Linked DNA regions of Homo sapiens: region 1 is linked to region 2. The links are chromatin loops, found by intact Hi-C in ENCODE. Cell type or tissue: heart right ventricle. All regions are shown on one strand. Links, peaks and the distances in the headings refer to the core of each region. The heading gives the core; the rest is flanking DNA. Region 1 has its middle 75 kb from the start of MELK. Region 2 has its middle 29 kb from the start of MELK.

Region 1 (12,430 bases), core at 1,976-9,975, 46 kb before region 2:
TTTACAAGGTTTATTCATGTGACAGTATGTATTAGAATTTCCTTCCTTTTTGTTTTATTTTTATTTATTTTTGTTTTAATTATTTTATTTTTATTTATTTTGGCAACAAGAGTATTGCTGTTTTTGCCAAGGCTGGGATGCAATGGCGCAATCTCAGCTTACCGCAAGCTCCACCTACCAGGTTCAAATGAGTCTCCTACCTCAGCCTCCTGAGTAGCTGGGATTACAGGCATACGCCACCACACCTGGTTAATTTTTTGTACTTTTTGTAGAAACAGGGTTTCTCCATGTTGGTCAGGCTGGTCTTGAACTCCCAACCTCAGGTAATCCGCCTGCCTCGGCCTCCCAGAGTGCTAGGATTACAGGCGTGAGCCACCAAGCCTGGCCTTACTGCTTTTAGTTCTTTTGAGTATATACCTAGGAGAAGAATTACCGCATCATAATGGTAACTCTGTGCTTAACTTTTTGAGCACCAGACTGTTTTCTATAGGGGCTGCACCATTTTTGCATTCCCACCAGCAATGCATAAGGGTTCTAATTTATCCACAGTCTTGCCAACACTTGTTATTCCACCCCCACCCCTACCTTTTTCTTCATAATAGCCTTCCTAATGGATGTGAAGTGGTATCTCATTGTAGTTCTGATTCGCACTCCCTATTTCACTTTCAAGCTTAGCACAATGTCTGTTTACTTGTATTTGCCCCAGCCTGGCTTGTAAATCATTATTTTATTTGGGGGTTAATGAGGGAGTGGAGGAGAGAAATTGTAAGAAAATACTGAAGGGGCGCCGGGTGCGGTGGCTCAAGCCTGTAATCCCAGCACTTTGGGAAGCCGAGGTGGGCGGATCACGAGGTCAGGAGATCGAGACCATCCTGGCTAACACGGTGAAACCCCGTCTCTACTAAAAATACAAAAAATTAGCCGGGCGTGGTGGTGGTGGTCGCCTGTAGTCCCAGCTACTCAGGAGGCTGAGGCAGGAGAATGGCGTGAACCCGGGAGGCGGAGCTTGCAGTGAGCCGAGATCGTGCCACTGCACCACAACCTGGGCGACAGAGCAAGACTCCGGTCTCGAAAAGAAAAGAAAAGAAAAGAAAATACTGAAGGGGCTATTTCATGAAAAACGATAAGACAATGATAGACCTAATAGCATATAAAACCAGAAGAGGAGCAAGATGGTATTTCAGAGTATTACAGAGTAATACTTTGCAGCCTTAGCAACTGAAGGAATCCAGATAAGGTAGACCCAATGGAATTTGTAACCATGCTCAGCAAAGGAAGTGAAAATAGCAATGCCAAGTGGAAGGGGCTGAGGCAGGAGATGAAATGAACCACCAATACCACATGACTACTTTCCTTCACAAACACATCACAAGCACATGTGAGACAACTATATGGTTTCCCTGAAATGCTTGGGGATGTAAATTGCAGGGTGAGAGCCAGAGCGAAAGAAAACATGCTGAGCATTTTTCCTCACTATTATCACATTAATAAACATTAGTTTCTATTTCCTTAGGCCACATTCCTAAAGGTGGAATTGCTAATTCAATGTTTTGAAAAGTTCTAATTTCCAGAGAGATCATAGCAATTTATTTGTTTAATCATTTATTTTTATTTAAATATAAGGGATTGAATTGGTCATATTTCTCACTTGTAAGGCCACTCTCATTTGTTATATTTATTTATTCTCTTTTATTCACATTCACTAATCTCATTCCCCTTTCTCACCACAGGCAATTATTCCGATGTGTTTCATGTATATCCTTTTGTTTGTGTTTATTTAAAATATGTAGTATTGGGCTGGACATGGTGGCTGACGCCTGTAATCCCAGCACTTTGGGAGGCCAAGGCAGGCAGATCACTTGAGGTCAAGACTTTGAGACCAGCCTGGCTAACATGGTGAAACCCCGTCTCTGCTAAAAATACAAAAATTAGCTGGGCGTGGTGGTGCACGCCTGTAATTCCAGCTACCCAGGAGGCTGAGACACCAAAATCCCTTGAACCCGGCAGGTGGAGGTTGCAGTGAGCTGAGATTGCACCATTGCACTCCAGCCTGGGTGACGTAATGACACTCTTTCAAAACAAAACCAAAACCAAAACCTCCCAACAAAGAGATTTTTCAAAAAAAAAAAAATAGTAGTAGGATAAAATATGTACTATTTTCTTAGATGTGTGTATTTTTTTCTTTTGTAAATAACATTGTAAGACACATTTTTTTTTCTTATTTTTCTTTTTTGCTGCAGCATGTTTTTAAGATCTGGCCCATTGCTTCTATCTACTGCATATTACTCCACCCATCACATTTTGCCTAAGGTCTTCTTCATTAGGGACACCCAAATTGCCTACAACCAAAAACATCACTGCCATAACTGTCTTTATACATACCCCTTATAGAACCTGTGTGAGAATTTTAGGAGGGTTGTATATATAGTATCAGAATTGGAATTTTATATTTTTTTCTCTGTTATATAGTTTTTGCTTTCATATTTTTATTATTGGTAAGGATAAATGTGTGTGTGTGGTGTGTGTGTGTGTGTGTGTGTGTGTGTTTCTTCAACCACAGTATTCTAGGAATTTTCTGATCACATCCTTAGCCCTATCCTCTATGGCTTCTTTAAAGACTAATTGAGTCTGTAATTGATTGTAATACATTGAATAAATGTAATGCATGAGTCCATAATGATGCTCAAAGAGCAAGAAAAGAGAAAGGAGGAAAAAATTCATTTGCCACTATTGGAAATACTATGACACCAACTCCTTTGTCAGGAAATTGGTAATTAAAGAGAAAGAATGAAGCATTTAACCTGCCATTTTAGGAAGAAATGAGGTTCATCCCCAATTGATGAGAGGAAATTCTTCTTTACAGAAGAATGTCATCTAATAAATGTAGAAGGATTGATAGAATTAAAAACTTACCATTTTGCAATCTCCAATGAGATAATTGATTCAAGCAAGGATCATCAGTGAATGTTAAACTATTTAAAAAGAAAGAAAAAAGACCAATCTACCATTGTATCTATTTCCCACCATTCACTTGCTCTACAAACACTTCCAATTTGACTTCTGCTCCTACCATTCTATTAACTACATGCTTGAAAGACAATGCTGGCTTCTCAATTGCCAAATACAATGGTCTTTTCTCAGTTCTCATCCTCCATGATCTCTTCATGGTATTTGACAATAGCAGCCACCTCCTCTTTCTTGTAACTCTCTCCTTTCATCTACAAAAGACTGGCTATCCATTGCTGTATAACAAACCACTCTAATATATTTAGAGGCTTTTAAAAATTTATTGTTATTTTTCATGGTTCTGTGGGTAGACTAGGCTCAGTTGGGTGGTTCTCACTTGGGATCTCTGATGTTTCAGTAAATGGTGTCTAGGGCTGGACTCATCTGAAAGCTTGACTGGGCTAGACATCCAGGAAGGCTTCTTCACTCACTTGTCTGGCATCTCGAAAGGATGGCTGGAACAGCTGGAGGTTAATAGGGCAACTCTCTGTCTCCATGTGACTGGCTTGGGCTCCCTAACAGCATGGTAGACTCAATATAGTGAAGATTAAACTCTGATTTTTTAGTTTGTCCAAATTCCTACCTAAGGGCCCTGGGGACTCATGCCCTACAAACCATAAAGTCTCATCAGAGGGGTTTTCATTTTAACTCTGTATAGTGTGGTCTGTTTTCTAACCTGACTCTGGCATAACATCACATAACAAATAAGGGAAGAAATCAAAATATTTTAACCCTAAATATAATTCCTTGCCATATCTTGACATTGCCCTGAAAAGTTGTCTCTTGTGGGAAAAATCCACATTCCATAGAGAAACCCCTTTCCCGTTTTTTTCCTTCCTTCATTTCCAGATCCAGGAGATAATCAACTAAGAGCCAGGCACCCTTTTACATCGGATAAGAAACATTTTACAACCTGTTCTTTCTGAAGTCTGCTATCTGAGAGCTTCCTCTGCACAATAAAACTTGTCTCCACAATCCTAACCTAAACATTTCCTTTCTGTTGATCCCAGGTCTTCAGATAAACTCAACCAATTATCAACTGGAAAATATTTAAATCTACCTATAGCCTGGAAGGCCCCCCCTCCGCCAAAAACCAATGTACATCTTAAATGTATTTCATTGATGTTTCCTGTCTCCCAAAAATGTATAAAACCAGGCTGTGCCCTAACCACCTCAGACTTTTATACATTTTTGGAAGACAGGAAACATCAGGTCTCAGGATCTCCTGAGGGCTGTGTCACAGGCCACGGTCACTCATATTTGGCCCAGAATAAATCTCAAAATATTTTACAGAGTTTGACTCTTTTCATCGACAATAGATAAGACTTCTTACATAGTGCCTGGCTTTCCCCAGAGCAAGTGTTCCCAGGTGGAAACTGCAAGGCTTCTTAAGAGACAATTCATGCTCTTTCTCACCCAATATGCATCATCTACTATTTTCAGCATTGGTTTCTTTAGAGGGGGAAAAAGAACTGAAAGACTTTTCCAAAGCTGAGTGTAAAATCCATCTATGTTTTTATTGTTTCATTTCTATTTTTTTTTTTTTTTTGAGTGTCTGTCACCCAGGCTGGAGTGCAGTGGCGCGATCTCGGCTCACTGCAAGGTCCGCCTCCCGGGTTCACACCATTCTCCAGACTCACCCTCCCCAGTAGCTGGGACTACAGGCACCTGCCACTATGCCCAGCTAATTTTTTTTTTTTTTGAGACAGAGTTTCGCTCTTGTTGCCCGAGCTGGAGTGCAATGGCGTGATCTCAGCTCACCACAACCTCCACCTCCCAGGTTCAAGCGATTCTCCTGCCTCAGCCTCTCTAGTATCTGGGATTACAGGTATGTGCCACCATGCCCGGCTAATTTTGTATTTTTAGTAGAGATGGGGTTTCTCCATGTTGGTCAGGCTGGTCTCAAACTCCCAACCTCAGGTGATCCGCCCGCCTCGGCCTCCCAAAGTGCTGGGATTACAGGCATGAGCCACTGTGCCCAGCCTAATTTTTTATATATATATTTTTTAGTAGAGACGGGATTTTACCGTGTTAGCCAGGATGGTCTCGATCTTCTGACCTTGTGATCTGCCGGCCTCGGCCTCCCCAAGTGCTGGGATTACAGGCATGAGCCACCACGCGCAGCCTATTATTTCATTTCTAATGATGTGTCTATCCATATCTAACCCCAAAGCAATTTTTAAAAGAAGTTTTTGTAGAGATGGGGTCTCACTGTGCTGCCCATGCTGGTCTCAAACTCCTGGCCTCGAGTGATTCTCCCCCGTCAGCCTCTCAAAGTGCTGGGATTACAGGCGTATACCACCACACCTGGCCCCCAAAGCAATTTTGAAATACCTTTATCGGCCGGGTGCAGTGGCTCTCGCCTGTAATCCTAGCACCTTGGGAGGCAGAGGCGGGCAGATCACCTGAGGTCAGAAGTTTGAGAACAGCCTGACCGACATGAAGAAACCCCATCTCTACTAAAAATACAAAATTAGCCGGGCGTGGTGGCGCATGCCTGTAATCCCAGCTACTCCAGAGGCTGAGGCAGGAGAATCACTTGAACCCGGTGAGCCGAGATCATGCCATTGCCCTCCAGCCTGGGCAACAAGAGTGAAACTCCATCTCAAAAAAAAGAAATACCTTTATCAAGTCTTTCAAAACATTTAGCTGAATTTTCATAGAAGCAGGAACAATCTTTACACTTGCACTTGTGTTTCCACAGTTTACTTAATATTTAATTATGTAATGTAATTTCTGTAATAAATAAAACTAACACAAACAGATTTGTGGAGAAACTTCTCAATTGGTAGGCTCAGTAAGTCCCAGAAACTAGTTTACCAGCTATGAGCATTCAGTGCACATGGGTGTAAATTAGTATATTTTACAGACGGAATAGAGGGCATTGGTTAATACAATTAATCGGTTAAAAGAGTTTCTAATGTATCTTTTTTGAACCTTTTGAATTGGAAGTACATAAACCACTTTAAGAAACATAGACTCGGCTGGGTGCAGTGTCTCACACCTGTAGTCCTAGCAATTTGGGAGGCCGAGGCAGGCGAATCACTTGAGGCCAGGAATTTGAGACCAGCATGGCCAACATGGTAAAACCCCGTTTCTAGTAAAAATACAAAAATTATGAGGGCGTGGTGGCATATGCTTGTAATTCCAGCTACTTGGGAAGCTGAGGCACGAGACTCACTTGAACCCAGGAGACAGAGGTTGCAATGAGCCAAGATGGCACCACTGCACTCCAGGCTGGGCAACAGAGCGAGACTCGGTCTCAAAAAAAAAAAAAGAAAAAAAGAAACAGGCTGTATTGGCTTTCATAATCCAAAGCCTGGGGTGGATCTGGCATGACTTGATTCAGGGACTTGAATGATGTGTCAGCTCCCAATCTTCCTCTGTCTCTCAGCTGTGCTTACCACCATGTTGGTTTCATACTAGACTCCATGCAGTGATGAGACAGTGATGGCAGCTCCTGGCACAGAAGAGAAAACACGTAACCCTCTCAGCAATCCTAACAAAAAGTCTCACTACTTTGTATCAGCTAAGATTGGGTATATGCTTGCTTACCTTATACTGATCTGTGACCAGGGAGATGTGATGACCTGAGTGACTTAGGATTGAGTCCCATGCCTCTCTGAAGCCCTTTCTAACCCCTGGACTGAGAAGAATTGCCTTGGAGCATTCCAGCTTGCTATTATATAAGTTGATTTTTTTTTTTTTTTGAGACGGAGTCTTGCTCTGTCACCCAGGCTAGAGTGCAGTGGTGCGATCTCGGCTCACTGCAACCTCTGCCTCCCAGGTTCAAGCGATTCTCCTGCCTTAGCTCCCGAGTAGCTGGGATTACAGGCACCCACCACCTTGCCTGGCTCTTTTTTTTTTGTATTTTTAGCAGGGACGGGGTTTCACCATCTTGGCCAGGCTGGTCTCGAACTCCTGACCTCAAGCAATCCACCCGCCTCGGCCTCCAAAGTGCTGGGATTACAGGCGTGAGCCACTGTGCCCAGCCTTAGAAATTCTTTTTTTGTTTGTTTGAGACAGAGTCTTGCTCTGTTGCCCAGGCTGGAGTGTAGTGGCTTGATCTCAGCTCAATGCACCTCCACCTCCCGGGTTCAAGCGATTCTCCTGCCCCAGCCTCCCGAGTAGCTGAGACTATAGGCATGCATCACCACTCCTGGCTAATTTTTTTGTATTTTCAGTAGAGATGGGGTTTCACCATGTTGGCCAGGCCGGTCTTGAACTCCTGACCTCAGGTGATCTGCCCACCTCAGCCTCCCAAAGTGCTGGGATTACAGGCGTGAGCCACTGCGCCCAGCAGAAGTCCATTCTTGAAGTAATGATTGGGTTAAGGAAGGACTATGGGCTTCTTGAGGGCAAGAATGGCATTGTGTTTCTGTCTGTATCCTCACTCTTCATACATAGCACCCAGCATGTTTCCCTACACACAGCAGACATCACTTAATTGTGAACCAAAAAACTGCAAGCATCTTTCTTCATTCACTGTGTATCTTACTGCTGTTTATAGAAGACTTGCCCTTGCTGTGCAAAATGCCAGTCCCTATTTGCCTGGGTTTTGTCATCTTTTGATCTCTTGTGCTGCCAGAAGGCCTCAAAGCATAAGTTTGAATGGGGCTTGGACTCCGAGACCCATAGAGCTAAGCTCCGTATAGAATTCCCTGAGGGAAGCCTTTTCCTTTCCATCTCAAGTCCGGCATATTGCTCTATAACACTGGTTATGGTGATGCTGCAGTTTTAATTTTACCTTTTGTGTTTGTTCTAGAGCCACTTTAAAGGACTCTCTTTGGGTCTTTCCCCTAATCCTCCTTTCTGACCCCCAGCTTCCCTTGGTCCCTCGCTTCCCTGCAGCCACAGCTGCCTGGCTCCAGGGCACTCAGACGGCACTGTCGCCTAGGCAACCCAGAAAGGGGCTTCAATCTACTGTCTCCCCAGAGGGGTTGGGCTGGCCCTGAGCCAGGAAGAGGCAGGGGGCAGGGGACCTGTACCAGCCCTGCACAGGGCATGTCGGGAAATAAACAGACTACTGGTGTGCTGTCTGCATTAAGAGATAGGGGGAATGTCATGGGTGTGTTGTCTGTGTGTTATGTAAGCAAACAGCCAAGGATGCCACTGCCCGCTGAGAGCAAAGAAATGGAACAAGAGAAAGAAGGCCCTCCCATACATCTTGGACTCAAATCTGCAGTGATGGAGTTAACTGGCCAAGGCTCTGTTTTAGTTTCCTAGGGCTGCTGTAACAAAGTACTACAAACTGGATGGCTCAAAACAACAGAAATGTATCTTCTCACAATTCTGGAGGCTAGAGGTCCAAAATCAAGGTGTCAGCAGGGCCATGCTCCCTCTGCAACCTGCCAGAGAACTTCCTTGCCTCTTCCTGCTCCTAGTGGTTTGCTGGCAATCTTTGACAATCCTTGACTTACAGCCACACATAACTCCAATCTCTGCTTCCATAGTCACATAGCGTTCTCCCTGTTTGCCTCTGTTTTCATGTGGCCTTCTTCATATAAGGACACTAGTCATATTAGATTTAGAGCCCACCCTTGCTCCAGTATGACTTCATCTTAACTAATTACTTCTGCACTGACCCTATTTCCTAACAAGCTCACGCTCTGGCATGGGGATTTGGACTTCAACATATCTTTTTTAGGGGACACAATTCATCCCATAACAGCCTCCCAGATGGGTATGAAATGATGGGAGAGATGGTTTTAGAAGTTCCCATAGTATAAGAGAAAGCCCTTTCTAGGGCTAATTGACAAGACTAAGGAAGCTCTGGAACACCAGGCTGAGGATCTTGGCTTTGTTTAGTAGAGGGGAGCCATGAAGGGTCTCAGAGAAGACAGCAGTGTGGCAATCTATAAGACTCAGGGTTTTTGTCATTGGTTGCTTTTTATGTTTTAGTGCCAGTGAAATGAACCACTCTTTTCTCCAACGCATACTCCCAGCTGCCTCTTTAAGTAACAGCCCTACACAGCCAGTTGTAGCATGACAAAAACCTTCGAAATGAATAGCACAGAGTTTGGTGTGGTTCCGAAGTAAGACTGCCACTTGCCAGCTGTGTCAGCCTTAGTTGCCTCCTCAGTCAAACGAGGATTATAAAAGTACCAATCTCAAAGAGTTGTTACAGGGATTAAATGAGTATGTATGAACTTATATAATATATATATAACATATTACATATATGATATACATACATATATATGTCTAGCTACCTGTCTCAGAAGAAAGCCTGACAAAGTAAGAACTCAGCAAATGTTCACAATTATTATGCAAAGATGAGTAGTTAATTTGGCTAAGGAGTAAAGTAGAAGTCATTATTATTAGTGCTGGTTATTAAGACTTTAGACCCTGGCTGAGCACAGTGGCACATGCCTGTAATCCCAGCACTTTGTGAGGCCAAGGGGGGTGGATCACTTGAGGTCAGGAGTCCAAGACCAGCCTGGCCAACATGGTGAAACCCTGTCTCCACTAAAAATACAAAAATTAGCTGGGTGTGGTGGTACGCACCTGTAGTCCCAGCTACCCAGGAGGCTGAGGCAGGAGACATGCTTGAACCCGGGTGGCAGAGGTTGCAGTAAGCCGAGATCACACCACTGCACTCCAGCCTGGGCGACAGAGTGAGACTCTGTCTCAAAAAAAAAAAAAAAAAAAAAAAAGGAATAGGAAGAGAAAGCTTTCACTTTTACTTTATACAATTTTAAAATAAGCACATAGTATTTTAATAATGAAAACTTAATTCCATTTAGAAAATTATTAAAATAAAGCATTTTGTATGCAAGCAACATTATTATAGGCATATCTTGAATCTGCTCTGATTTTCTTCAAGGAAATCATTCATGAATATGCATAGACTATTTCTGGAAGTATCTTCAAGAAGCTGATGACAGCGGTTGCCTCTCAAGAGGGAGATTGGGGGACTGGTGTTTGGAGTCAGGGATGGGAAGAAAATGACCTTTATGCTATATTTTCTTTTACAAGATTTAATTTGTTTTTAACCAAATGCATGTATTATGAATTCAAATAAATTAAAAGAAAATTTTTAAAAGCTACAATAATTTATAATTACCAATGAATAATGTGTAACTCACCTCATGACTGATCACAACACACCAGTGCTTCTGACTGGAGTTGATCCTAAGCAGAGTGCTGACAGTCAAACTCAGGACTCCAAGTCCAGAGGTTTTTTTTGCGGGGGGAGGTGAGGGGGACAGAGTCTCTTTCTGTCGCCCAGGCTGGAGGGCAGTGGCACAATCTTACCTCACTGCAAACTTGCCTCCCAGGTTCAAGCAATTCTTGTGCCTCAGCCTCCTTAGTAGCTGGGTCTATAGATGTGCACCACCACACCCGGCTAATTTTTTTTTTTTTTTTTTGAGACAGAGTTTCGCCCTGTTGCCCAGGCTAGAGAGCAGTGGCTGGACCTCGGCTCACTACAAGCTCCGCCTCTGGGGTTCACGCCATTCTCCTGCCTCAGCCTCGCGAGTAGGTGGGACTACAGGCCCCACCACCACGCCTGGCTAATTTTTTGTATTTTTAGTAGAGATGGGGTTTCACCGTGTTAGCCAGGATGGTCTCGATCTCCTGACCTCATGATCCGCCCGCCTCGGCCTCCCAAAGTGCTGGGATTACAGGTGTGAGCCACCGTGCCCGGCAATTTTTCTGTTTTTTAAGTACAGACTGGGTTTCGCCATGTTGGCCAGGTTGGTCTCAAACTCCTGACCTCATGTGGTCCACCCACCTCGGCCTCCCAAAGTGCTGGGATTACAGGCATGAGTCACAGCATCCAGCCATCCACGGCTTTTAATACTACATCATTGCCCAGCATAGTTGCCTCAAGGACTGCACCCTTGCAAGCCCAGTACCTCCAGGACCACCCCCCGACTCAACAAGCCATGACAGTAACATCACAATTGCCATAGCAGAAAAGTCATGACTGTGGAATTAACTCCTCAACAAACATTAAATATTCAGCTCAGTGAATTTTTATATATGTTCACCTGTGTAACCATGATCTGGATCAAAACATATAGACCATACTGGTCAGGCACAGTGGCTCACACCTGTAATCCCAGCGCTTTGGAAAGCTGAGGAGGCGGGTGGATCACCTGAGGTCAGGAGTTCGAGACTAGCCTGACCAACATGGAGAAACCCCGTCTCTACTAAAAATACAAAAAAAATTAGCCAGGCATGGTGGCGCATGCCTGTAATCCCAGCTACTCGGGAGGCTGAGGCAGGAGAATTGCTTGAACCCAGGATGCAGAGGTTGCAGTGAGCAGAGATTGCACCATTGCACTCCAGCCTGGGCAACAAGAGTGAAACTCAAACTCCATCTCAAAAAAAAAAAAAAAAAAAAAAAGATATAGATCATACCATCTCTCCGGAAGGCTCCCTCAGGCCCCCTCAAGTCCATACCCCCTAAATGTAACTACTCTTCTGATTCCTATCATCATGAATTAATTTTGCCTGTTTTTAAATTTTGTATAAATGGAATTATATGGTGACTACTTGTTCGTGTCTGGTTTCTTTTGCTTGACACTATTTTGTGAGATTTATCCATGTTGTTGTATGTAGTAGTTGTTTGTTCATTCCAGGATTGAAAGTGCTGAGTCACAGGGCATAGATATGTATATTTAACTTTACATATACTGCCAAGCAGTTGTCCAATGTAGTTGTACAAATTATACTCCCACTAGCAATGTAAAAAAAATTTCAGTTGTTGGGCCGGGTATAGTGGCTTATGCTTGTAGTTCCAGCACTTTGGAAGGCTGAGGCATGAGGATCACTTGAACTCAAGTGTTCGAGGCTGCAGTGAGCTATGATCGTGCCACTGCACTCCAGCCTGGGCAACAGAGTGAGACTTTGTCTCTACACACAAAAATGTTCCAGTTGCTGCACATCCTCACAGACTCTTGCTATTGTCAGTCCTTTTAACTTCTGCCATTTTGGTGGGGGGTCACTATTTTAAACCCCTCTTGGTTCCTTGATTTTCCATCTGCTCAGTCTTCCGGTCTGATAGACCCTCAATGGACTTTGAACTCCTGACCAACACTTCCTGCCCTTTCTTTCCTGGAATAGAGCCGTATAGTGTTATTACCTGATTGAATCCTAGAGCTCACCACACACAATTCTGATCTCTGCCACAGGCTGAGACCTGACTCCAGCCCAGACTAAGCTCTAATGCTAATCACAGACTGGTCTCTACTCTAATCACAGACTAGCTCTTAGCCCCACACACTGAGCCCTAATCACAACTACAGGGTGAACCCTGATCCCAACCATACCCTGAGCCATTACCCCAGCAACAGATTGAGCTTTCATCCTAGATAGAGGTTTAAACTGATCTGATCCAAATTCAGACTGATAAACACAAGTGGGCCAAGCACAGTGTCAGAAATTATTAGAAGATGTCAAATTGCAAGAATAAAAT
Region 2 (12,430 bases), core at 2,579-10,578:
TTTTTTTTTGAGACGAAGTCTCGCTCTGTCACCCAGGCTGGAGTGCAGTGGCGCGATCTTGGCTCACTGCAAGCTCCACCTCCTGGGTTCACGCCATTCTCTTGCCTCAGCCTCCCGAGTAGCTGGTACTACAGGCACCTGCCACCCTGCCCTGCTAATTTATTGTATTTTTAGTAGAGATGGGGTTTCACTGTGGTCTCGATCTCCTGACCTCGTGATCCGCCTGCCTTGGCCTCCCAAAGTGCTGGGATTACAGGTGTGAGCCACTGCTCCTGGCCCATTTATTCATTTTCTAACCCACTTATTCCAGTTCAAGGTTGCGGGTAGCCAGAGCCTAGCTCGGCAGGTCATAGCACAGGGCTGGAACCTGCCCTGGACTGGACACTATCCTGTTGTAGAGCACACTCTCACACACACCTGCACACACACCCACACTCACTCAGACCAAGACAATTTAGACATGCAATGAACCCACGCTGATTAATCAACAGCATTTGCTTTGGGATGTGGGAGGAAACCACAGTACCTGAAGGAAACCCACACAGACATGGGAGAGTGTGCAAATTCCACACAGGCAGGGCCCCTGCCGGGAAGCTTTTCTTTTTTTTTCCCTCATCTAAGTTATAAGGAAACCAGGCCAGGCTCAGTGGCTCATGCCTCTATATTTCCAGCACTTTGGGAGGCTAAGGTGGGAGGATCGCTTGATTTCAGGAGTTCAAGATCAGCCTGGGCAACATAGTGAGATCCTGTCTGTACAAAATATACAAAAATTACCCGGGTGTGGTGGCCTGTGCCTATAGTCCCAGCTACTCGGGAGGCTGAGGTGGGAGGATCACTTGAGGCCTTGATTGTCGAGGCTGCAGTGAGCTGTGATCAGGCCACTGCACCCCAGCCTGGGTGACAAAGAGAGACCTTGTCTCAAAAAAAAAAAAAATTTATAAGTGAGCCACATTGTACAAAATTATGGTCTTCCAGGACCTGATACATTTCTGTCACTCCAAAAATTCTGTCATTCCCCTGCTCCTTTCTTTTCTTTTTTTTTAGACAGAGTGGAGTCTCGTTCTGTCGCCCAGGCTAGCGGGCAGTGGCGTGATCTTGGCTCACTGCAAGCTCCACCTCCCGGGTTCATGCCATTCTCCTGCCTCAGCCTCCCAAGTAGCTGGGACTACAGGCGCCTGCCGCCACGCCTGGCTAATTTTTTGTATTTTTAATAGAGACGGGGTTTCACCGTGTTAGCCAGGATGGTCTCGATCTCCTGACCTCATGATCCGCCTGCCTCGGCCTCCCAAAGTGCTGGGATTACAGGCGTGAGCCACTGCGCCCGGCCTCTATGTGCTTATTTATATATCTTCTTTTGTGAAGTGTCTGTTCACGTCCTTTACTGTCTTTCTCATTGATTTGTACTTGGAGCCTACTTTGTTGCCAAGGTGACGTATACAGAACCCAGAAGCCCATCTTGAATTCACATGCCCTGGCATACAGGTTCAAGGCAGGAAGAAAGGCCAGGTGTCTATAATTCGAAGGATCTGCACCTACTTAGGAGTTAGGCTACACAGGACTATACAAGTGTTGCAAATCGGGTCTTTTGGTGTTGGGCACAACACAGCGCACCTGGGCAAAGAGCAGAACTCCTGAATCTTACACTACAGTAGTGATTTATAACCCTGGATGCTAATAAGAACCACCTGGGGAATTCTTGGTCCCAAATTCTGGTTTAATTGGTGGACGTTCAGTCTGGGCATTTGGAATTGTAAAAGCTTTCCAGGTGATTGTAATATGCAGTGAAAGTTGAAAATCACTGTTCTGGAAGGACATTCACTGATTATTAAGCATATGCTATGCTATTTTGTGAAACTATCAAGTTAATTTAAACCAAACTTTAAATTAGGTGTTTTTTTTCCCACATAGATAAACTGGGGGAGCTGAAGATTTTTAGCTCTTTATCAACATCAAGTATCAAACTATAGAATGTGGCCAGGCGCAGTGGCTCACGCCTGTAATCCCAGCACTCTGAGAGGCCAAGGTGGGCGGATCACAAGTTCAGGAGTTTGAGACCAGCCTGGCCAACATGCCGAAACCCCATCTCTACTAAAAATACAAAAATTAGCCAGGCATGGTGGCAGGTGCCTGTAATCCCAGATACTCGGGAGGGGCTGAGGCAGGAAAATTGCTTGAACCTGGGAGGCAGAGGTTGCAGTGAGCCGAGATCATGCCATTGCACTCCAGCCTGGGTGACAAGAGCAAGACTCCATCTCAAAAAACAAACAACAACAACAACAAAAACTTTAGAATGTAGACCCTGATGATCACTATCCAGTCTCTATAATTTTCTCAAGGCCCCATCTCATCTATAATAATCATGTTTGAAATAAGAATTTAGCTATCATAGTTCTAGACACATTTACCCAGCAGTTAAAATGAGATGTAAGAGTCCTCTTTATTTATTGTCTTAAGCTGATATGGAGACATCTCATGTACTTGTAATTTGCTTCCAAGTTCTATCCCCAAAAAGCCAGATTTCAAATTTGAAAAAGGTTGTACAGAGATTATGATGTAGGGCCAGGGGTCAGCAAACTATGACTAGTAGGCCACATCCTTCCTGTGGGCCAGATCCAGTCTATTGCCTGTTTTTTGTAAAGCCTGAGAGCTAAGAATGGTTCTAATATATTTAAATTAATGAAGAAAATCAAAATGAGAGTAATAATAATTACATGAAAATCAAATTTCAGTGTCCATAAATACATTTTTTATTTGAAGACAGCCATGCTTGTTCATTTACTTATTCTTTATCATTGCTTTTGCATACAAATGCAGAATTGAGTAATTATAACAGAAACTTCATGGCCCACAAAACCTGAAATATCCACTATTCAGATTTTTTTGGGGTTTCACTATATTGCCCAGGCTGGTCTCAACTCCTGGGCTCCAGAGATCCTCCCACTTTGACCTCCCAAATGCTGAGATTACAGGCATGAGCCACCTCACCCAACCCTATTTGGATCTTTATGGAATAGATTTGCTGCCCTGTGATTTAGATAAAGATTCTCTGAATGGGAGAAGAGAAGAATTGGGGAATTGAGGAATGCATAGATCGAGTCTTTCACTAAGAATGAGCCCCGTCTACCCACTTTCCCACTAAGCCAAGCCCTGGGAGATAAAGACTAAATAGTAGTAAATAACAGAACTTCTAATTTGTTTGGGTAATCTGAATGCAGAGGGCTGACCCGCTTCCTGGTTAGAGCCCCAAGTATTTTTTTTTTTTTTTGAGTCAGAGTTTTGCTTTTGTTGCCCAGACTGGAGCACAATGCCTTGATCTCGGCTCACCACAACCTCTGCCTCCTGGTTCAAGCGATTCTCCTGCCTCAGCCTCCCGAGTAGCTGTGATTACAGGCATACGTACCACCACGCCCGGCTAATTTTGTATTTTTAGAAGAGACGGGGTTCCTCCATGTTGGTCAGGCTGGTCTCAAACTCCCGACCTCAGGTGATCTGCTCACCTCAGCCTCTCAAACTGCTGGGATTACAAGCATGAGCCACCGCACCCAACCCTATTTGGATCTTTATGGAATAGATTTGCTGCCCTGTGGTTTAGATAAAGATTCTCTGAGTCAGGAAACAACAGGTGCTGGAGAGGATGTGGAGAAATAGGAACACTTTTACACTGTTGGTGGGACTGTAAACTAGTTCAATGATTGTGAAAGATAGTGTGGCGATTCCTTAAGGATCTAGAACTAGAGGCCGGGCGCGGTGGCTCACACCTATAATCCCAGCACTTTTGGAGGCCGAGGCGGGTGGATCACGAGGTCAGGAGATCGAGACCATCCTGGCTAACATGGTGAAACCCCCGTCTCTACTGAAAATACAAAAAATTAGCCAGACGTGGTGGCAGGTGCCTGTAGTCCCAGCTACTTGGGAGGCTGAGGCAGGAGAATGGCGTGAACCCGGGAGATGGAGCTTGCAGTGAGCTGAGATCATGCCACTGCACTCCAGCCTGGGGGACAGAGCGAGACTCCGTCTCAAAACAAAACAAAAAAAGGATCTAGAACTAGAAATACCATTTGACCCAGCCAACCCATTACTGGGTATATACCCAAAGGATTATGAATCATGCTGCTATAAAGACACATGCACACATATGTTTATTGCGGCACTATTCACAATAGCAAAGACTTGAAACCAACCCAAATGTCCATCAGTGATAGACTGGATTAAGAAAATGTGGCACATATACACCATGAAATACTATGCAGCCATAGAAAAGGATGAGTTCATGTCCTTTGTAGGGACTTGGATGAAGCTGGAAACCATCATTCTGAGCAAACTATCGCAAGGACAGAAAACCAAACACTGCATGCTCTCACTCATAGGTGGGAATTGAACAATGAGAACACTTGGACACAGGGTGGGGAACATCACACACCGGGGCCTGTCATGGGGTGGGGGGAGCAGGGAGGGATAGCATTAGGAGATATACCTAATGTAAATGACGAGTTAACGGGTGCAGCACACCAACAGGGCACATGTATACATATGTAACAAACCTGCACATTGTGCACTTGTACCCTAGAACTTAAAGTATATATATAAAAAAAAATTCTCTGAATGGGGAAGGAGAAGAATTGGGGAATTGAGGGATGCATAGATATTATGAGTCTTTCACTAAGAATGAACCCTGTCTACCCACTTTCCCTGGGAGATAAAGACTAAATAGTAGTAAATAACAGAACTTTTAATTTGTTTGGGTAATCTGAATGTAGAGGGCTGACCCCCTTCCTGGTTAAAGCCGCAAGTAATAAATGGCTGTGTGATAGATAAATCTAGGCTCCTGGTTCCCAAAGTCTTGTTCCCAGACTTGCAGCATCACCATCACCTGGAAGCTTGTTTGAAGTGTAAATTCTCTAGCTTTGTCCCAGACTCACGGAATCAGGAACTTTGGGAGTGGAGCCCAACAGTCAGCATTGCAACAGGCCCTCCTAGTGGTGCTAATGCACAGAGGAGCTTGAGAAGCTCAGCAGGTAGAACCTTCGATAGCAGCCTGAATTTCCTGTGACTGTGCATAGCGCCCAGCCTGAAATAAAGTCTCATTTCTTGAAGAAGAAATTTGTGGCCAGGCGTGGTGGCTCACGCCTGTAATGCCAGCACATTGGGAGGCCGAGGCAGGCAGATCACCTGAGGTCAGGAGTCCGAGACCAGCCTGGCCAACATGGTGAAACCCTGTCTCTACAAAAACACAAAAATTAGCCGGGCGCAGTGGCTCAAGCCTGTAATCCCAGCACTTTGGGAGGCCAAGGCGGGTGGATCACGTGTTCAGGAGATCGAGACCATCCTGGCTAACACGGTGAAACCCCGTCTCTACTAAAAAAATACAAAAAAAATTAGCAGGGCGTGGTGGCGGGCGCCTGTAAACCCAGCTACTCGGAGGCTGAGGCAGGAGAATGGCGTGAACCCGGGAGGCGGAGCTTGCAGTGAGCCGAGATCGCGCCACTGCACTCCAGCCTGGGCGACAGAACGAGACTCCGTCTCAAAAAAACAAAAACAAAAACAAAAATTAGCCGGCATGATGACGGGTGCCTGTAATCCTAGCTCCTCAGGAAGCTGGAACAGGAGAATCACTTGAACCTGTAAGGCAGAGGTTGCAGTGAGCCAAGATCATGCCATTGCACTCCAGCCTGCACGACAGGGCAAGACTCCGTCTCAAAAAAAAAAAAAGAAAATTGGCTGATGTGGTGGCGAGTGCCTGTAATCCCAGCTACTTGGGAGGGTGAGACACAAGAATCACTTGAACCCGGGAGGCAGAGGTTGCAGTTAGCCAAGATCACGCCACTGCATTCTAGCCTGGGCGATGAATCGAGATTTTGTCTCAATAATAATAATAATAATAATAATAAAATAGGCCGGGCACGTTGGCTCACGCCTGTAATCCCAGCACTTTGGGAGGCCAAGGCGGGCAGCTATGCAGCACTGATTTATTCCAGATGGGCTGCTTTCCTCACTGTATTCTTCCTCTATGGGTGAACAAATCCACCTGTTGGTACTTATGCATTCATATGGCATGAATATGCCTTGCTATGGATTATTGCTGTTCATCATCACTATATGATGGAGAAGGTGAGTGGGGGCAAGCAAGACCTTGCTGGTAGGCAGCAGCAAGCCACTGTTACAGGGAATCCTACAGTCAAGGTTTGCTCAGCATTTTCCCAATTCAGGGGGTTAGTCCTAGGGTTATTCATCCTCTATCACACAGTTCTCCAAGAATACTTTACTGTGGCATCTCTTAGTTATGAATGTTACTTCTTTTTCCAAGCTAATGTCACCACAGAACAGTGAAAACTTAGGAGTTCCCTTCCAGGCTATTGTGTTCCTAACTGGTACCTGCGACTTGCCAAGGATTCACGAGTGCCTTGTTTTGGTGGTTTTCATGTGGCTGTGGCTTGTCTCCAGGCAGGCCTGCAATGAGATATGTGTATCCATGTGGGTGGTCTGCACAAAGTACAACCATGGGAGTGGTCAGAAGAATTTCATAAGGCTGAACAAATGGGCTTGGCAGGTCTTTCTCCAGAATTCCTTTTGTAGGCCAGTTTCCCAGCTGCAATGGATGTGTTGGCATGGAGTCCAGTCTTAGCCTCGAGGCCTGCTGAGGCCTGCGGTTCTTTTTTTTTTTTGAGACTGAGTCTCGCTCTGTCACCATGCTGGCATGCAGTGGCACAAACGCATCCGGGGTATTTTTTTAAATCTACATTTTATTATTTTTATTTTTATTTATTTATTTTTTGAGACGGAATCTTGCTCTGTAGTCCAGGCTGGAGTGCAGTGGCATGATCTTGGCTCACTGCAGCCTCTGCCGCCCAGGCTCAAGAGATTCTTCTGCCGCAGCCTCCTGAGTAGCTGGGATTACAGGTGTGCACCACCATGCGTGGCTAATTTTTGTATTTTTAGTAGAGACGGGGTTTCACCATGTTGCTCAGGATGGTCTTGAACTCCTGACCTCGTGATCCACTCACCTCGGCCTCCCAAAGTGCTGGGATTACAGGTGTGAGCCACCACGCCCGGCCTATTTTATTATTTTTAGAGACAGGATCTCGCTCTGTTGCTCAGGCTGGGGTGCAGTGGTGCAGTCATAGCTCACTGCAGCCTGCAACTCCTGGGCTCAAGCGATCCTCTTGCCTCAGCCTCCCATGTAGCTGGGACTACAGGCACCCAGCTAAGGAAAAAAACATTTAATTGAAGGAGGGGTAGCACGTACCAAAGCAAATTTTAGATGTCAAATTGAAAAAAATGAGAAAGTATGATATTTCCATTTGTTTTCACAAACATAAGGATAATATAACACCCAAGTCTCCTATTTTAAAATTCTACCTTATGTAGAGGCATATATTGAGTATCTATTAATTAAAAAGTTTTAAGCTGGGCGCGGTGGCTCACGCCTGTAATCCCAGCAATTTGGGAGGCCGAGGTGGGTGGATCACGAGGTCAAGAGATTGAGACCAGCCTGACCAACACAGTAAAACCTCATCTCTACTAAAAATACAAAAATTAGCCAGGCATGGTGGTGCATGCCTGTGGTCCCAGCTACTCGGGAGGCTGAGGCAGGAGAATCGCTTGAACCCGGGAGGCAGAGGTTGCAGTGAGCCGAGATAGCACCACTGCACTCCAACCTGGTGACAGAGTGAGAGACCATCTCAAAAAAAAAAAAAATAGATTTAAGAGACTGTATCTCTTGATAGGTCAAAGGAGAAGATGGATAAATATATAAAGCTATGGAACTATGCTGTCTAATATAGTAACTACTGGCCATATATGGCTATTGAGCAAAGCTAGTCTAAATTGAGTTGTGTTATAAGTGTAAAGCACATATCCAATTTCTTTTTTTTTTTTCCTTTTTTTTTTTTTTGAGGCGGAGTTTTGCTCTTGTTGCCCAGGCTGGACTGCAATGGCATGATCTCACCTCACCACAACTTCCACCTCCCAGGTTCAAGCGATTGTCCTGCCTCAGCCTCCCTAGTAACTGGGATTACAGGCAAGTTCCACCACGCCCGGGTAATTTTGTATTTTTAGTAGAGATGAGGTTTCTCCATGTTGGTCAGGCTGGTCTCGAACTCCTGACCTCAGGTGACCCGCTCGCCTCAGCCTCCCAAAGTGCTGGGATTACAGGCGTGAGCCACCGCACCCGGCTCCAATTTCAAACACTTAATATAAAAAAGAATAGGCGGCCGGGTGCGGTGGCTCACGCCTGTAATCTCAGCACTTTGGGAGGCCGAGGCTGGTGGATCACCAGTCAGGAGATCAAGAACATCCTGGCTAACATGGTGAAACCCCATGTCTACTAAAAATACAAAAAATTAGCCGGGTGTGGTGGCGGGCGCCTGTAGTCCCAGCTACTAGGGAGGCTGAGGCAGAATGGCGTGAACCCGGGAGGTGGAGCTTGCTGCAGTGAGCCGAGATTGCGCCACAGCACTCCAGCCTGGGCGACAGAGCGAGACTCCATCTCAAAAAAAAAAAAGAAAGGAAGGAAGAAAAGAAAAGTATAGGCCAGGCATGGTGGCTCACGCCTGTAATCCCAGCACTTTGGGAGGCTGAGGAGGGCAGATCACTTGAGGTCGGGAGTTTGAGACCAGCCTGACCAACATGGAGCAATCCCGTCTCTACTAAAAATACAAAATTAGCCAGGCATGGTGGCATATGCTTGTAATCCCAGCTACTCAGGAGGCTGAGGCAGGAGAATCACTTGAACCAGGGAGGCTGAGGTTGTGGTGAGCTGAGATCCCGCCATTGTACTCCAGCCTGGGCAACAAGAGCAAAACTCCCTTTCCAAAAAAAAATTAATAAAATAAAAATAAAAAAATATAGAATACTTCATTAATAATTTTTTCTGCCAGACACGGTGGCTCACACCTGTAATCCCCGCACTTTGGGAACCTGAGGCAGGAGGATTGCTTGAGCTCAGAAGTTTGAGACCAACCTGGGCTCATATCTACAAATATATTTTTTTAAATCAGCTGGGCATGGTGGCACATACCTCTGGTCCCAGCTAATCAGTATGCTGAGTGGGGAGGATCACCTGAGCCCAGGAGTTTGAGACTGCAGTGAGCTGTATTTGTACCACTGTACGCCAACCTGGACGACAAAGTGAGATTTTATCTCAAAAACAATTTTTTTTTTCTAAGTGATTACGTGTTGAAATCATATTATGTATCTATTGGGTTAAATAAAATATCAAAATTAATTCACCTTTTAAAGAAAACTTTTTAATATGGCTACTAGAAAATTTAAAGTTTGAACCCAGGAGGCGGAGGTTGCAGTGAGCCAAGATCGTGCCACTGCATGCCAGCTTGGGCGACAGAGGGAGACTCCATCTCAAAAAAAAAAAAAAGAAAGAAAGAAAATTTAAAATTATAATATGGCTTGCATTATATTCCTATGGGATAGCACTGCTAGAGAGAAATTGTGATGAAGACCCATGGGAAATGTATCAAAGTTGAAATACATGGAAAACTTAACTAAATGGTTTAATAAGTACATTTCAATAATATTTTTTAGCATTGTGTCAAAATTATAACGTGGCAAAAACATTAGCTTTTCATAAAATAACCCTTACTAACGAAATTTAATGGTATTTCCATGTCATTACTCTGCCAATTTAATAATTGGTATTTGGTTCTAAGTCTGTTAAAAGGAGTTTTGAATCTTCTCTGTTACCTACTTGCATGTGCATTTGTTTTTTGTTGTTTGTTTGAGATGGAGTCTCACTCTGCTCCCAGGCTGGAGTGCAGTGGCACGATCTTGGCTTACTGCAACCTCCACCTCCCAGGTTCAAGCAATTCTGCCTCAGCCTCCTGAGTACCTGGGATTATAGGCATGTGCCACCATGTCCGGCTCATTTTTGTATTTTTACTAGAGACGGGGTTTCACCATGTTGGCCAGGCTGGTCTTGAGTTCCTGACTTCAAGTGATCTGCCTGCCTCAGCCTCCCAAAGTGCTGGGATGACAGGCGTGAGCCACCACGCTGGCCTGCATGTGCATTTGCAATTACAAATGTAGTGACCCAGGAAGGTTGTACTGACACTCACATTCTAGTAGATGCATGGCCAAAAACAATTTGATTTCCCAAAATGGTCAACAACACTTGGTAAGGTTCCCAACCAAACAAAGTACATTTTTCTTACATTTACACAGCAGTTTGGTTCCTGGAAAATTCGGTGAATGTTAAAACCATGCAAAAATACTTCTCTTTGTGTGTATGTGGAGTGGGGGCGTGTATGTAAAACAGAATCAGCTCAGATCATTATAAACAGATTTTTATCTTACAGGAATCTCTGGTGATACAGTGGAAAATCCTAAAAGACACAAAGCAATTATTTGCTATGAAGAGAGTGTGGCATCCCTGCCCTCCCCCATTACGTGCTTATAGCGTCTCAATATTTTGTAAACATTTTTTGGGGGGAATAATTATAGATTCACAGGAACTTCCAAAGAAATGTCCAGGAAGTTCCACTGCACCCTTCACTCCATTCTCCCTCAATGTTAATATCTTCCATGGCTACAGTGCAATATCAAAACCAGGAAATCAACATTGGTACAATGCACAGAGCCTATTCAGATAGGAAACCAACATTGGTATAATCCTCATCACTTGTTCAGACTTCACCCATTATACTTGCAGTCATTAGTGTGTGTGTATGTGTCTTGCTTTATATAACATTACCACATGCCTAGCTTTGTATAATTACCATTATAATCAAGATACACAACTGTCGAGTAGGGAGGGATCATGGCAGTGGGGAGGCAGGACTAGATTGCAGCTCCCACTTGGACGGACAGAGCAGTGTGCAGCCTCTCGCATCGTGAACTTTTGCTCCAGAAGTACTGCAGGAATAGATCAGGAAAGCTGAGAGAACCCACAGACCCTAGGAAGGAAGCAGATTGCTCCTGCAGGACCTGGGAGACACCCTAAATACTGTGTTGGTATCCATGGCTGAGAGACCTACAGATGGTCACATCACATGACTCTGTGCAGACAACCCCCAGTATTAGCCAGGAGCCTGGTAGACCTGTTGGGTGGCTAGATCCAGAAGAGAGATAACAATCACTACAGTTCTACTATCAGGAAACCACATCCCTAGGAAAATGGGGAGAGTACCACATCAAGGGAACACCCCATGGGACAAAAGAACCCGAACAACAGCCTTGATCCCTAGACCTTCCCTCTGACAAAGCCTACACCAATGAGAAGGAACCAGAAAACCAACTCTGGTAATATGACAAAACAAGTTCTTCAACACTCTGCAAAAATCACACCAGCTCAGAAGCGATGGATCCAACCAAGAAGAAATCCTTGATTTACCTGAAAAAGAATTCAGAAGGTCAGTTACTAAGCTAATCAAGGAGGCACCAGAAAAAGGCAAAGCTCAATTTAAGGAAATCAAAAAAAGATATAAGAAATGAAGGAAGAAATCTTCAGTGAAAAAGATAGCATAAATAAAAAACAATCAAAACTTCAGGAAACAATGGATGCACTTATAGAAATGCAAATGCTCTGGAAAGTCTCAGCAATAGAATCGAACAAGCAGAAGAAAGAATTCAGGGCTCGAAGACAAGGTTTTCAAATTAACCCAATTCAACAAAGACAAAGAAAAAAGAATAAGAAAATATGAACAAAGCCTCCAAGATGTCTAGGATTATGTTAAACGACCAAACCTAAGAATAATCGGCGTTCCTGAGGAAGAAGAGAAATCTAAAAATTTGGAAAACATATTTGGGGGAATAATCAAGGAAAACTTCCCCAGCCTTGCTAGAAACCTAGACATCCAAATACAAGAAGCTCAAAGAACACCTGGGAAATTCATCGCAAAAAGATCATCACCAAAAAAAAAAAAAAAAAAAAAAAAATGGCCAGGCGCGGTGGCTCATGCCTGTAATCCCAGCACTTTGGGAGGCTGAGGCAGGCAGATCACCTGAGGTTGGGAGTTCGAGACCAGCCTGACCAATATGGAGAAACCCCATCTCTACTAAAAATACAAAAATTAGCCAGTGTCGTGGTGCATGACTGTAGTCCCAGCTACTCAGGAGGCTGAGGCAGGAAAATCGCTTGAACCTAGGAGGTGGAGGTTGCAATGAGCTGAGATCGTGCCACTGCACTCTAGCCTGGGTAACAGAGTAAGACTCTGTCTTTAAAAAAAAAAAAAAAAAAAAGGATCATCTCCAAGGCACATTGTTGTCAGGTTATCTAAAGTTAACATGAAGGAAAGAATGTTTTTTTTTTGAGATGGAGTTTCGCTCTTGTTGCCCAGGCTGGAGTGCAATGGCGCAATCTCGGCTCACCACAACCTCTGCCTCCCAGGTTCAAGCGATTCTTCTGCCTCAGCCTCCTGAGTAGCTGGAATTACAGGCATGTGCCACCATGCCCAGCTAATTTTGTATTTATGGAGGAGAC

The links. A loop is a pair of places that touch in the nucleus more often than their neighbours do. Peaks named below come from ENCODE experiments on the same cell type or tissue, not always from the same donor. Only the 100,000 strongest peaks of a DNase experiment are listed, where the experiment ranks them.
Region 1: it touches region 2 in a loop (10-fold over the local background); 26 of 110 quality-filtered maps call a loop at or near these places.

Annotation. Positions count from the first base shown.
Region 1 is chr9:36,491,751-36,504,180 of GRCh38, forward strand. No RefSeq gene overlaps it. Among named protein-coding and RNA genes, the nearest start is that of MELK, 75 kb to the right of the region's middle. In heart right ventricle, for the core only: no CTCF peak of the experiment used is centred there; no DNase peak of the experiment used is centred there.
Region 2 is chr9:36,537,591-36,550,020 of GRCh38, forward strand. No RefSeq gene overlaps it. Among named protein-coding and RNA genes, the nearest start is that of MELK, 29 kb to the right of the region's middle. In heart right ventricle, for the core only: no CTCF peak of the experiment used is centred there; a DNase peak (open chromatin) is centred at 6,471; H3K27me3 peaks cover 646 bases.